Regions from separate parts of the Homo sapiens genome. Here region 1 is linked to region 2. The links are chromatin contacts, found by Hi-C or POLR2A ChIA-PET in ENCODE. All regions are on one chromosome and are shown on one strand. Each heading gives the region's core, a stretch centred on a gene start or an enhancer-like site at or near the end of the contact. The rest is flanking DNA. Distances are from core to core; before and after follow the strand shown.

The links. Hi-C counts contacts between places; a loop is a spot of excess contacts on that map. ChIA-PET counts read pairs that join two places held with the same protein, here RNA polymerase II (POLR2A). Pooled maps may share reads with other maps.
Region 1: a loop to region 2 is called in a map with no recorded cell type, with 2.9 times the contacts of the local background. The contact joins the promoter of CHAC2 here to the enhancer-like site in region 2. A Hi-C loop is called at or near these places in 1 of 168 maps with a recorded cell type or tissue (OCI-LY7), 7 of 37 single-sample maps with no recorded cell type and 4 of 50 pooled maps. POLR2A ChIA-PET finds 5 or more read pairs at or near these places in 3 of 52 experiments (OCI-LY7, T-cell and activated B cell).

What each region holds. Positions count from the first base shown.
Region 1 is chr2:53,764,876-53,771,535 of GRCh38, reverse strand. CHAC2 (ChaC glutathione specific gamma-glutamylcyclotransferase 2) reads right to left here and starts at 3,732. Exons shown (of 3, transcript NM_001008708.4): 1 at 3,515-3,732. The coding sequence starts at 3,649. ASB3 (ankyrin repeat and SOCS box containing 3) reads left to right here. Exons shown (of 10, transcript NM_016115.5): 2 at 5,951-6,159. The coding sequence starts at 5,964. It overlaps GPR75-ASB3 (GPR75-ASB3 readthrough), which reads left to right. Exons shown (of 10, transcript NM_001164165.2): 2 at 5,951-6,159. RefSeq lists enhancers at 3,201-3,390, 3,411-3,760.
Region 2 is chr2:54,088,108-54,094,725 of GRCh38, reverse strand. It overlaps a transcript of ACYP2 not described here. Among named protein-coding and RNA genes, the nearest start is that of ACYP2, 24 kb to the left of the region's middle. Within about 2 kb of position 1,610, at least 4 of the 41 ENCODE cell types and tissues checked have a DNase peak (open chromatin) inside an H3K27ac peak, as active enhancers do; they include OCI-LY7, where a contact is called at or near this core.

The DNA of each region.
Region 1 (6,660 bases), core at 2,483-4,982, 330 kb after region 2:
TTTATTTATTTATTTATTTTTTGAGACGGAGTTTTGCTCAACAAGCCCAGGCTGGAGTGCAGTGGTGCGATCTTGGCTCACTGCAACCTCCAACTCTCGGGCTCAAGCAATTCTCTCACCTCAGCCTCCTGAGTAGTTGGGATTACAGGTGCCCGCCAAGACACCCAGCTAATTTTTGTATTTTTAGTAGAGACGGGTTTACCATGTTGGCCAGGCTGGTATGGAACTCCTGACCTTAGGTAATCCACCCGTCTCGGCCTCCCAAAGTGCTGGGATTACAGGCGTGAGCCACCGCACCCGGCCTATAGTTTTATTAGGGGAAAAAAAATATGACATAAAGGGTGCTTTCCTATATATAGGGAAGTGACTTTCAAATTTAGTGGATCAAAATGACCTAGAGGGCTTGACAAAGACATTGTTAGGCCACACCTCCAGAGTTTTTGATTCTGTAGGTCTGGAGCTGTCTAAGAATTTGCATTTGTAACAACTTTCCTGCTGATTTCAGAAATTGTTCTGGGGCTCATACTTTAAGAACCACTGCTACCAGGGGATATTAAGAGGTTTTAAGTGAGAGAGAATGAGTGATTTACACTTCTGAGTTATGAAGTGTTCTTACCTTTCTGTATATGGTAATGGTGCTTCAAGGTAGGCATTTCTTTTACATTCATAAATGAACTTTACTTTGCCCTATTTAAAGGTCAGTATTAGAACTGGCCTATTCGTGTAGTTCTTATATGGGACAATCAGACCACTTGTGTTCTAGGCAATTTTATTTTCCCATTTTGGTTTTAACACAGGTCAGTTAACAATATTATGGAAAGCTTCACTTTTTACTATTCAACTTGAGGTTGAAATGATATATTATGAAGCCAAAACAAGTTTTATTTGTTCTCCCATTTCAAAGACTGATAAAACAGTCTTTGCTTATAAATGGAAAGCCTTAGAGAAAGTCCAGACTTGGAATGTTCCATAATTTAAGGCACAAAGGTGACACCTATCAGTGCCTGCAAGCTTTTTTTTTTTTTTTTTTTTTTTTTAAATAAACTTCGTCCACGGAGTACCAAAGGCTGTATGTGTACTGATACCTTAACATCATTCATGGGAATGCTGAGTCATAAGCCACAATTTTACCTACTTGTATGCCCAATGTCTGGCACATAGCGAGCCTAAATCATCCAGGCATTTGTGTCATCTTTGTTGCTATTTCCTTTTAGTCTTCATCTGTTCGTATAGATAATTTGTAATCATGGAACACATGGGATTTTGGATTATGATTTCTCATTTAATTTTCCTGTTAGTCTTCTCATACATTTTAATAGTTGCATAATATTGTGTCATTGATGAACTATAAACGTTCCTGTGTTCTTGGACATTTAGATTTCTGACTTGTTTTCTTTTTAAGATGATGCTACAATGAGGATATATATATATTGGTGAGGGTCAAGTAGATAATGCCATATTATTTTCAATTTCAAAGTGAATTAGAAGTTATTTATGCATAGCTACTGTGTGCTGTGGAGAAGATGAAATCTTGATTCTTGGTTCCAGTAGCTTATATTGTCATTCTAGAATGCAAACTAACATGTGAAATAAATAGAGCTAAGATATGGGCTAAGATGTATGGTATTAAGTGCAGTTAGAATTCTGAGTCTTAGGTGATCAGAAAGACACCTTTTTTTAGCTCTTTTTTTTTGAGACGGAATTTCACTCTTGTTGCTCAGGCTGGAGTGCAGTGGCGCAATCTCAGCTCACCGCAACGTCTGCCTCCCAAGCGATTCTCCTGCCTCAGCCTCCAGAGTAGCTGGGACTCTACTGGCGTGCGCCACCACGCCCAGCTAATTTTGTATTTTTAGTAGACAGGGGGTTTCTCCATGTTGGTCAGGCTGGTGTTGAACTCCCGACCTCAGGTGATCCACCCGCCTAGGCCTCCTAAAGTGCTGGGATTATAGGCGGGAACCACCACGCCTGGCCAGCCCCTTTCTCCTTTTAAAGAATCACGGACTGTTGTGTTGACTAGGCAATTTCTAATCATCAGTCTATTCTGACAGCATACATATCTCAATGTGTTTTGTAACACACTGTACATTTTCGTCAAGACTAGTAAAGTATGTTGTTATAGCCACATACATAAATATTTAATACTTGGTCATTATAATTGGAGCCTGGGCTAAAGGTTTTCTTTTCGGAATGGCAATTTTAAATATTCATATCAAAACTGACAACTCTCAAACTCCTGGCCTCAAGCAGTCCTCCTGGCTCAAACTTCCGAAGTGTTGGGATCAGAGGCGTGAGCTACCGGGCCCAGCCAAAACTGACAACTCAGAAGCCATTTAATTTAGCTTAGTTCTTTAATGTCTTGAATATTGTTCTAGAACATTCTTGGAGATACTTTGGCCATGACATTTCTGTTGATCTGTAAATGTGCATTTATCCTAAGCCATTGCCCCTTTTCAGGTCACTGTGTCCAACATCCCAATAGGCCAGTATAGTCTACTTAAAAGCCAAGTTCTTAACTGACCAACTCTAGTTGAGATAGAATGGTTTCTAATTCAGGTTCTTTTCGTGATTTTAATCCCATGTCTCTCTTATGAGCAGGTGCAAACTACTTTAGCGCCTTGATCTTTTCCACTTTCCATTGACCAATTTCCAAATTATTAGTTACCTCAATCTTAGTTTTCTTTATGGATTAGTTGTTTTGTAGCCAGTACAAAGCTGATTTGCATAAGCAGTGAGCTGCTGCTAATTCTCTATACATATATTGAGATTAATGTCTTTGTAGGACTGACTGAAAAGTGAATCAATGAACTTACATTTCATATTATAATTATGAGAACCATCAAGAAAGTAACATTAAAATAATGCTGGATATAGTAATGAGTTTGGTACTATGTTATTCATATAACCAGAACTTCATTTAACTTCACTAGTACTGAAAACCAAAGTGAGTTCCTTAATAACCAGCGAAAATTTTGGAAACTCATTCTGCAATCCTGTGTGTCAGAAAATAAAACTTTTGAAAGATGTAAAGAAATCCTAGAAGTAACATGCACGTTTAATCGCAAGCTCATGAAAGTCGGCTAGAATGCAGAAATGCCAACAAATTTAATTGCTAAAAAGCTGAATTTGCAACTTGATTTACTATTTCAACTCTGTGGTGACATGAGCATTCATCTTCCCGCCAATGGGACTTTTTTTCTTTTGGCAGAGGTTGCAGAGAGATGGAGTCCCCATCTCCGCACTCAGCCTGGTGCGAGCTCGTGCGCCTGTGCCCGCGCTTCTCGCCGTCTCTAGAGACTAACCACCGGCATCTTAAGCAGCTTCGGAAGGAGTGCCCGGGCTGGGTTAGAGATGGCGGGCAGGTGGCAGGGAAAATCTACAGAAATGTTACCCCAAGCCATGTGCTTTGGCCCCATGAAGCGCTAAGGTGTGGTTCTCTAGGGTGTGGGTGCTGTGTGTGGAGTTGGGGAGCAGGGGTCAGGGGGCAGTAAGTGTGGGGAGCTGACCGGCGCCTCACCTTGCCGGGGACCCCGCGGTGGTCCGTGCTGCCCTGCCAGAAGCGCCTGCTGTAGTTGGTGATGTATCCGACCAGCTTGTCCTGATAGGGGAAATCCACCTTCCAGATCAGGGACCCGTAACCAAAAACCCACATCTTCTCGCGGCTCCTCTGCCCCAGTGGCCGTGAACCCTAGCTGTCGCCGCGCCGCCGGGGACTGAAGCCTCCGGTAAGCGAGTAACCGGCCGCGCGGGGCGCAGGCGCGATGGCCACTTGGGGCGCAAAGCGCACTGGGAGTTTAGATCCAGAAAGATTTTCCGAGCGGATCTCAGTCAGCTTTATTTTATTTCCTTGATTAGGGTGTCAAGAGGCATTGACCTTCGGTGTAGTAAGCAATGGATTCTTTTGCAGCATCCGTAAATCACCCTAACCTACCTTTAGTGCCCGTGTGCAGAAAACTACAATACCCACAATGCTTTTTGGAGCTATTTGGCTCTGAAATTGGAACTGGGCTTATTTCTAACGGGGCCGAGGAAGGAGAAAAGAGCAGGAGTCGTCACTCGTGTCCAGATACGGAGGCGGTGTACCAGCACCGCAGGTAGCAAAGCACCTAGAAACACGTTTTGTTCTGCTTTGGAAATTAGATTTTTGCCTATATAACAGCAGCCAGAGGAATGTAATTCATATTTGATTTTATGTCCTGAAAAAAAAGTCTTTTGCCTTTCAAATAAAAGCAGAAAGTTTACAATAGAAGTTTACGCTTGTGAAAGAGTAGCTGTCATTTCAATGGGAATTGTTTATATATTTAAATTTTACACAAATTTATTCATCTTTAGTATTATCATTGGCTTGTTCACAAAAGAGCAGGCAAATGTTCTTAACTTGGGGCCCCTGTAAAGGCTTTGGAAACGAGCTGGGGAACCTGAATTTGTATACAAAATTTGGGGTGTACACTTTTCTAGGGGGAAACTACAGCTTTCATGAGTTTCTCCAAGGGGTCAAGGATCCTAAAATTTTTTGAAGATCTGCTCATTAGAGCTCTTGCTGCAAAATATTGTTTAGGAAATTCGCTTGGACTATCATGGCTGTGTCTCTGTGTGTGAAAACAGAAACCTTACCAAGTGATTGTTCTTTCTTGAAGATTTTTATACCATGATCTTGAATGCTAAAACACTCAGATTCAAGGGGTATTATTTGTTTTCTTATAAAGAAATCAGCAGGAAGCTGCTACCAGACAAACAAACAAAAAAAAAAGCAAGTCTTTTCCTATTTTCTCTAAGTTGTGGTTTCAAATTGCCTGATATGGTTGCTAACCCTTCTTTTTTGAAAAATTTTGAATACACAGAAAACTCAGATAAAAAGAGTGTAATGACCAATACCTTTCATCTAGATCCAGTAATTACCATTTTGCACAGTTGCTGTACTTCCTTTTTACTTTATTTATACTTTTAAATGGAGAACATTTGAAGTTGCTTGTGTTATGACATTTTACTGCCACATACTCTACATGTGTCTCATAAGAATAAGGACATTCATCCTAGAACAAGTTCCCTAAAAAAAAAGAATAAGGGCATTCTCCTAATAACTGTGATGCCATTATCACATCTGAGAAAATTAACAATAGTTATGTAATCAAATAAGTATTCCATATCCAAACTGCTTCATAGAGTCACTAACAAGAAATTGTGTCTTCGAGAGAGTCACATGAGAGCTATACTGGACTCTGACTGGAGGGGAACTTGAAGTGAGCATTGGAGGGAGGTGATGATGTGGGCAAGAACTCTGTTAAGAACTTTCTGGGCTATGTAGGAAAACCGGGCTCATCTCTTCATGGTGTTCTCTGTTGGTTTCAGTATGCTCAGTCAGTGGGTCTATTTGGTCAAGCATAGAGAATCTGAGTGTTTAACCTCTTCTGGAAAGGACAAGCAGGTGCAGGAAGACTAGAATGACACCTATCTTTCACTGCTTTTCTGGCCTCTTTGGGTTTAGTTGTTTCCTATAGAGGGCTGTATATTGAGGCTGAGCATTGCTGGTAGTTGAATGGCCATCTCTGCATAATGTAGTGTACACTGGGGATTAAGCAGAGGTGCTCTTATCAATGGAGCACCAAAGAGGGTGCTCTTATCAATGGAGCACCAAAGAATGCGTTGTGGTGGGGTATGAACAGGAGCAGAAGCCTACTCCTCAAACATTTCCAGAGGAGGAAAGATAGAACACTTAAAAGTCCCTTCATGTTTTTAGTGGGAACCTTCCAAGGAATTCCAATCTGCCAAACAGAGAAACTTCCTGCTTTAGGCACCAGCAGAGACTGTGGCATGGCAGTCACTTTCTGTATTGTGGGCCCTTCTTCGTCAGTCATGTGAGAGATACTAGACAGGCCCACCGTGATTTGCTGACCTCTAGGAGTGAAGTGTTGTTTTATTGACTATAGTATTATCCTTCTACCTTGTTTTGTAGACTGGTCAAACAAATGGATTTTACAGAGGCTTACGCGGACACGTGCTCTACAGTTGGACTTGCTGCCAGGGAAGGCAATGTTAAAGTCTTAAGGAAACTGCTCAAAAAGGGCCGAAGTGTCGATGTTGCTGATAACAGGGGATGGATGCCAATTCATGAAGCAGCTTATCACAACTCTGTAGAATGTTTGCAAATGTTAATTAATGCAGGTAAAGTAAATTCAAGGTATGGAGGCTTTGCCTACAAGCTGGATTAATAAAACATAAAAAAGTATAATACATAACTTATTAACAGTAGTATTTGTTTCCCTTTCTATAGTCATAAAATAACTGCCTGAATTTATTTATTAAGGATAGTAAGATTGCCTGCCTTGGATTCAATTAGTATGATACTCTAGTTGGACATCTTATACGGAAGTGCCTCTGTCTGGCCTCTTTTTATTGACTGAGCTAGGTGATATGGGAGAAGTAGTCTGCTGTTTGAATTTAAGCATTTGGTAGTTACTGGTCATGTTTATTCTTTCTTCCTTTACCAAACAGAAAGAGCAATTGTACTGAAATTGAGGATGTGTTTTGATTGAATTAGTCTTTTTCTTTTTAAACACTTTTTAATACTTTTGGGAATTTTTACAACTACTTAGCATGAAACAAGATGCCTGCCTTCCTGATGCTTTTTCTTGTCAGAGGAAACAGATGACAAATATCTAAATA
Region 2 (6,618 bases), core at 361-2,860:
TCTCCACAAAAAATACAAAAATTAGCTGGGCGTGGTGGCACATGCCTGTAGTCCTGGCTACTTGGGAGGCTGAGGTGGGAGGATTGGTTGAGCACAGGAGGAAGAGGCTGCAGTGAGCCGAGATGGTGCCACTGCCTTCCAGCCTGGGCGATAGAGCAAGACAATGTCTCAAACACACACACACACACACACAACTGGGCCGGGCATGGTGGCTCACACCTGTAATCCCAGCACTTTGGGAGGCCGAGGTGGGTAGATCACCTGAGGTCAGGAGTTCGAGACCAGCCTGGCAAACATGTGAAACCCCGTCTCTACTAAAAATACAAAAAAATTAGCTAGGCATGGTGGCACATGCCTCTAATCCAAGCTATTTGGTAGGCTGAGGCAGGAGAATTGCTTGAACCTGGGAGGCGAAGTTTGCAGTGAGCCGAGATGGCACCACTGCACTCCAGCCTGGGCAACAGAGTAAGACTCTGTCTCAAAAAAAAAAAAAAAATTTTTTTTCTCCCCACCATGTCTTCTTCTCTGCCTACCAAAATCTTCCTTTCTTTTGCAAGCCAACCATGAGTGATCCTGCCTTCATGAGGCCTTTTTCATCCACAGCCAGAATTAACCACTTTTTTGTAGTTTTTGTACATTGCCAGTATCTCTAACATGTACTTCATTCTCCTAAGTAGGACAGCTCTTCATAGCTTTACTAAGCATTTTACTTTTCATTATTTTATTTACACTTCACAATGATACTGAGTGGGTTTGTTTGTTTGTTTGTTTGTTTGTTTGTTTTTTGAGACAGAGTCTCGTTCTGTCACCCAGGCTGGAGTGCACTGGCATGATCTCAGCTCACTGCAAGCTCTGCCTCCCAGGTTCATGTCATTCTCCTGCCTCAGCCTCCGGAGTAGCTGGGACTACAGGCGCCCACGACCACGCCCGGCTAATTTTTTGTATTTTTAGTAGAGACGGGTTTTCACCGTGTTAGCCAGGATGGTCTTGATCTCCTGACCTCGTGATCCACCCGCCTCGGCCTCCCGAAGTGCTGGAATTACAGGCGTGAGCCACCACGCCCGGCCAAGTGGTTTTTATTTAATATCATTGTTATTCCCACTTGACAGATGAGAAAACTAAGTCTCTAAAAGAGGAAGTGACCTGTACCCAGACACAGAAACAGCACCTGAATTCTAGGCCACATCCTCTGAATCAAACATTATTACTTCTCTCTGCCTCACTCACTACCTCTTTATCATTAGTTGTTTCCAAAAGTCTTGTTTTAATGTTAAAATTAGATTTGAGTCAAAGTACTATTTGCATACGATATTAATTTCGGTAGTTGAGAAAATCTTAGAAGGAAAAGCAAATCTCCCACCTAATCAATCTGCAGTCACATTTTGCAGAGACAATATTCTTTTCAATATTTCTACTTTTAGTTCTTCCGGCAGTTGTCTGTGTAACTCTAGAGAATATGCTTACACCTTTACATATTGATTTTTATCACCCTTAGATATTATCTGCTGACTTCCTCCTGTGAAGGGGGAGGACTTAGCTCATTTGCATTGCCCTAATGTCTTAGGTTAGGTTCCCTGGGAAACTGACTCTCAGGCAGAGACTTACATGTAGGAGGCACACAACTCTGGAGCAGTGAAGGCAGCAGAATTGAGCTGCAGGAGGAGTTTACCTGCTGTGCAGTCGACAATAGAAGCCTCAGCCCAACCAGTGGGAGCTCAGAGCTCACTTCAGAGTTGTCTACTCTGAACGATTGTACCCCACCATCAATGGGTCGTTGGATGCAGCCTGGGGCACATAAACTTAGAAAGCCAACTCTCTTTGGCTGAGGACAATTCTAAAAGAACTCAAGGTAGGTTGTCAAGCAGCCAGTACTTCTGGCAGCCAGAGAATGAACATCATGGTCCTAAAGTGGGGATCTGAGCAGAGCACCATGGCATGCATCACTGTACACCCTCTATGTCACTGGAACCCACCTGCTTCTATAGTAAGTTCACCCCATTTGAAATTAGCTACCCTGGATTTCTGGTTGGTTCCATTAGGAGAACCTTACTAGAATGTCAGGGGGCCAAGTTACAGTCTTTCCCTCTGTAGCTGCTCTCAAAGCCACTTCTGAGACACTCCATTTCCCTCTTCCACTACCAATTCTAGATTCCCCTCACCCTCACCTAGCACCTATGCTGCTCTAGATGGCTTAACTGGTGGATGATTCCATTCCTCATCCCTGATAAATCTTAGCCCTTTGTCACCCAACCCTGTTCCAAGGCTGATTATAGGATAACATAGGTTGGCTACATTGTTCACTTACCATCACAACTGGGCAGGAGAGAAAGAAGAGCTGCTCCTACGGATCAGCGGAGTGTCAAATATATTCTTCTCTGTCCCACCATGAAGCAGAAATCCCAACTTCTCCTGATTATCAGGATCCATTTTTCCTGCTGAAATGTGGTTCCTGTCCCTATTCTTCCCTCTTTCATAACCCACTTGTAAATGAAAGTGCCTATAAGACAGCTCTATTCCATTGTTCCCCAGCACTGCAAATTCAACATCTTCAAAACTGAACTGACATTTTTTTCCCTTCCTTAAACTGCTCTTTCTTCTTCAACCATCCAGTACCTCTGCTGGAAACCTGGTTCATCTTTGGGTCCTCCAACTCCCTCACCCTCTATAGCTGCCTTATAGCTCTGTAAAGTCTCCCTCCTAAATGGCTTTTAAATCAGCCTCACTCTCTTTCCCCACAGTTGCTGCCCTTGTCTGGGCACCCCTCCTTTCTCACACGGACTATTACAAACACTTTCTTTCTCCAGTCTTGCTCGTACTCCTCCCACCAGCATCTCTGAGGTATAAAAATGAGAAACAAAGAGACCTGGAACTAGAAATGTCTCTATCTAGAGCGACATTTAAAATCAAGAGAGTTGGCTGGGGTTAGTGGCTGACGCTTGTAATCCCCGCACTTTGGGAGGCCGAGACGGGTGGATCACTTGACATCAGGAGTTCGAGACCAGCCCGACCAACATGGCAAAACCGCATCTCTACCAAAAACACACAAATTAGCCGGGCATGGTGGCACACAACTGTAGTCCTAGCTACTCAGGAGGCTGATGCAGAAAAATTGTTTGAACCCAGGAGATGGAGGTTGCAGTGAGCCGAGATCGTGCCACCACTCCAGCCTGGGTGACAGAGTGAGACTCTGTCTCAATAAATAAATAAATAAATAAATAAATAAATAAATAAATAAAATCAAGAGAGTGAGATGTGCTCTAAGAGGGACTTGAAGAGAAAAGAGATAAGGGCATCTGCAGAGGCCATTAAAGAAAAAAATAGCCCTTTTGTTATTTACCTTCATGGATATAAAATGCTTATGCTGCAACATTTTTTCTCATCTTTTTTCCATGTTAGAAAGTATATATTGATTTCCTACTATTTTGGAAAATGAGGATTTAGCTTTCTTCCTGTGTTCCCCACCCCAATATACACATGCTTTCCCCTGTCCTCCAACTTAGTTATAGTTTAGATGTACTAAATCAATATTCAGAGATTGCTTCTTTTCATTTGATAAATACTCCTTTGAGCTGCTTTGAAATGTTGAGTTAAGACATAAAATAACCCCTTTTGTCCTTTTAATCATTACAGGCAGGCTCTTGTAGGTGTTGAGAAACATTAGTAGAGTTTCTTCTCTGCCTATTTTAAAAATAGAAAAATGTATTTTAAATCAATCAACAATTATGTCAGCGTTCATTGTGTCCAAGGCAACATCATGGAAACAAAGATGTCTAGTGTAGAATTCCTACCCTCAAAGCACCAACATGTAGATGGTAAAATCATCCAAATACATGGAAAACAGGAACAAGTCTATGCAAGTGCTGCCTAACAGATCTCAAGAGTCAGAGGAAGAAGTCCCGTGCATGGAGTGGCCCAGGACAATGATACAGAGGAGGGGAACAGAGTTGAGGGATTTGATAAGCTGCAAAGGAAAATAGGGCAAAAGGCAAAGAGAAAGAGGAAGAGCGGTCCAGGCGTAAGAGAATCCTAGAGTACTCTAGGCAGGATTGGCAAAGGCAGGAAGGGAGGAAACACCGTTTCATTTTGTTTTGTTTTGAGACGGAGTCTCACTCTGTTGCCCAGACTGGAGCGCAGTGGTGCAATCTTGGCTCACTGCAAACTCCACCTCCCGGTTTCAAGCAGTTCTCCTGCCTCAGCCTCCTGAGTAGCTGGGAATCCAGGCGCACGCCACCCCGCCCAGCTAATTTTTGTATTTTTTTAGTAGAAACGGGGGTTCACAACATTGGCCAGGCTGGTCTCAAACTCCTTACCTCGTGATCTGCCCACCTCGGCCTCCCAAAGTGCTGGGATTACAGGCATGAGCCACTGCACCTGGCCGAAAACACTTTTTTGAGGATGCCAAGTAGCCCAGTTTCATGGCAAAAGAGGTTCATGCAGTAGAAAAGCAGGAGATAAAGGGGCAAGGCAGGGTGAGAGCAGAATGTGATAGGCTTGAATGCCAAGAAGAGGATTCCCAACATTTTCTCATCATCAAAGTTATTAGACAGTGAAGAACACATGGGCAAACTTTTTTTTTTTTTTGAGACGGAGTATCATTCTGTCGCTCAGGCTGGAGTGCAGTGGTGTGATCTTGGCTCATTGTAACCTGCATCTCCTGGGTTTAAGAGATTCACCTGACTCAGCCTCCTGAGTACTGGGATTACAGGTGCCCGCCACCATGCCCTGCTAATTTTGGTATTTTTAGTAGAGACGAGGTTTCACCATCTTAGCCAGGCTGGCCTCGAACTCCTGACCTCAAGCGATCTGCCTGCCTCGGCCTCCCAAAGTGCTAGGATTACAGGTATGAGCCACCGTGTCCGGCTGAGCAAACTTTTTAATAGTTAAAAAGTCCTTAATTCAGTGGGAAAAATGCTGAATTATTAAGTGACTTGATGAACATGTTAAAGAAATATTAGGTTGGTGCAAAAGTAATTGCTGTTTGGTTTTGGGACCGCGTCTCACTCTGTTGCCCAGGCTGGAGTGCAGTGGTGCAGTCACGGCTCACTGCAACCTTGACCACTGGGGCTTAGGCGATCCTTTCACCTCAGCCCCCTGAGTAGCTGGGACTACAGGCATGCACCACCATGCCCAACTAATTTTTTAATTTGTTTTGTAGAGACAAGTTCTCACTATGTTGCCCAGGCTGGTCTCGAACTCCTCAATCTTCCTGCCTCAGCCTCCCAAAGTGCTGAGATTACGAGAGTGAGCCACTGCACCAGCCATAAAATACAATTTGTATGTTGAAAAATAGTAATAAACTTAATAGCCAGGAGATATATATATATATATATCTGAACTTCTGGCCTCAAGCAATCTCCTCTCCTGTCTTGGCCTCACAAAGTGCTAGGATCACAGGCATGAGGCACTAAGCCTGGCCAACATTTTTAATATTAAAAATAAATACTTAGTTAGCAAGTTAACACATTGATTCAATTAGTATTTGTTATTCAAGGTTCATTGACTGCTTAGTGTATCAGCTCTGAACTCTAATAATTAAGCTAAATATTGGGAAGTAAAATTATAAATAAGAGCTAGTCCTTTGCTGTAAGGAGCTAATAATCCAATGATAGAACAAACTTTCTCAACTCCATTTCGAGAGCAGCTCTAGTTTTCCCAAGAAATATCTGAAACCTATTAGCATAGAAGTCCTGTTAATGCACTTTATTGATCTTTCCTACTATCTTATCTTTCTTACTTTCTTATCTAATAGTCTTATCTAACAGTCTTTCAGCTGTCTGTTGAACATGCAATTGTGGGCTGTAGGGCTTCAGAATACAGATAGAATAGAATGTTTTATGGTGACCGATAGGAATGTGTGTGGTCAAAACACAACTTTGTCCTTGTCCTCACTGTACTCTTTCTGATATACTAAGTGGGAATAACCTTTCCCCAATCTGAAATGAAAACTCTGGCAGACTCCATAACTTTTCAGCTTAATCTTAATTAATAGGCCAATCTATGGTCACTTTAAGCCACAGTCTCAATTCAATAATTAGAATATCCAGTCCAAGATGTTGAACAGAATTCGGAAGTTGATTTAGAGGCGATTCTTCTTCCTGTGCAGCTTGGCCCTGGGGCAGACTGGAAGCCTGCCGTGAGAAAGGGGGTGTGGTTGTCTTCTCTCCCTCCACCTCCACCCCAGGCTCAGTTTGCCAGTTAGTCTCTGACCCCGCTGAGGAGATGGAGAGGGCAGAGTAAGAGGCTTTGTGCTCGCAGGCCCTGGCAGACACCTGAGGTTGACTCTCTGGTGAATAACGTACGGGCTCCTTTGAGACTCCCTGTGGGGCCCCTTTCATTGCAGCAGGAGGGACAGTGGCCTGTGACCCATTTCACAGTAATCCAGCTTGCCTCCTGCTTCTTGAAGCTGAGGTCCCTCCACTCCTCTAAGTAGTCCTGTTGAACATGATCCAACATGACCTCATGCTGGCTTTCTCTCTCTGGGCCTCTTCTGAGGAATGGGGAAAACACATTACTTTGCCCTAACACTCTCTGGAATACAGGCTGATTCTAACCTAGCAACACGCTTTTGGCTCCACTAGAAGAGTTGCTAATCCCTCCTCTTCTCACCTTTCCAGAGAG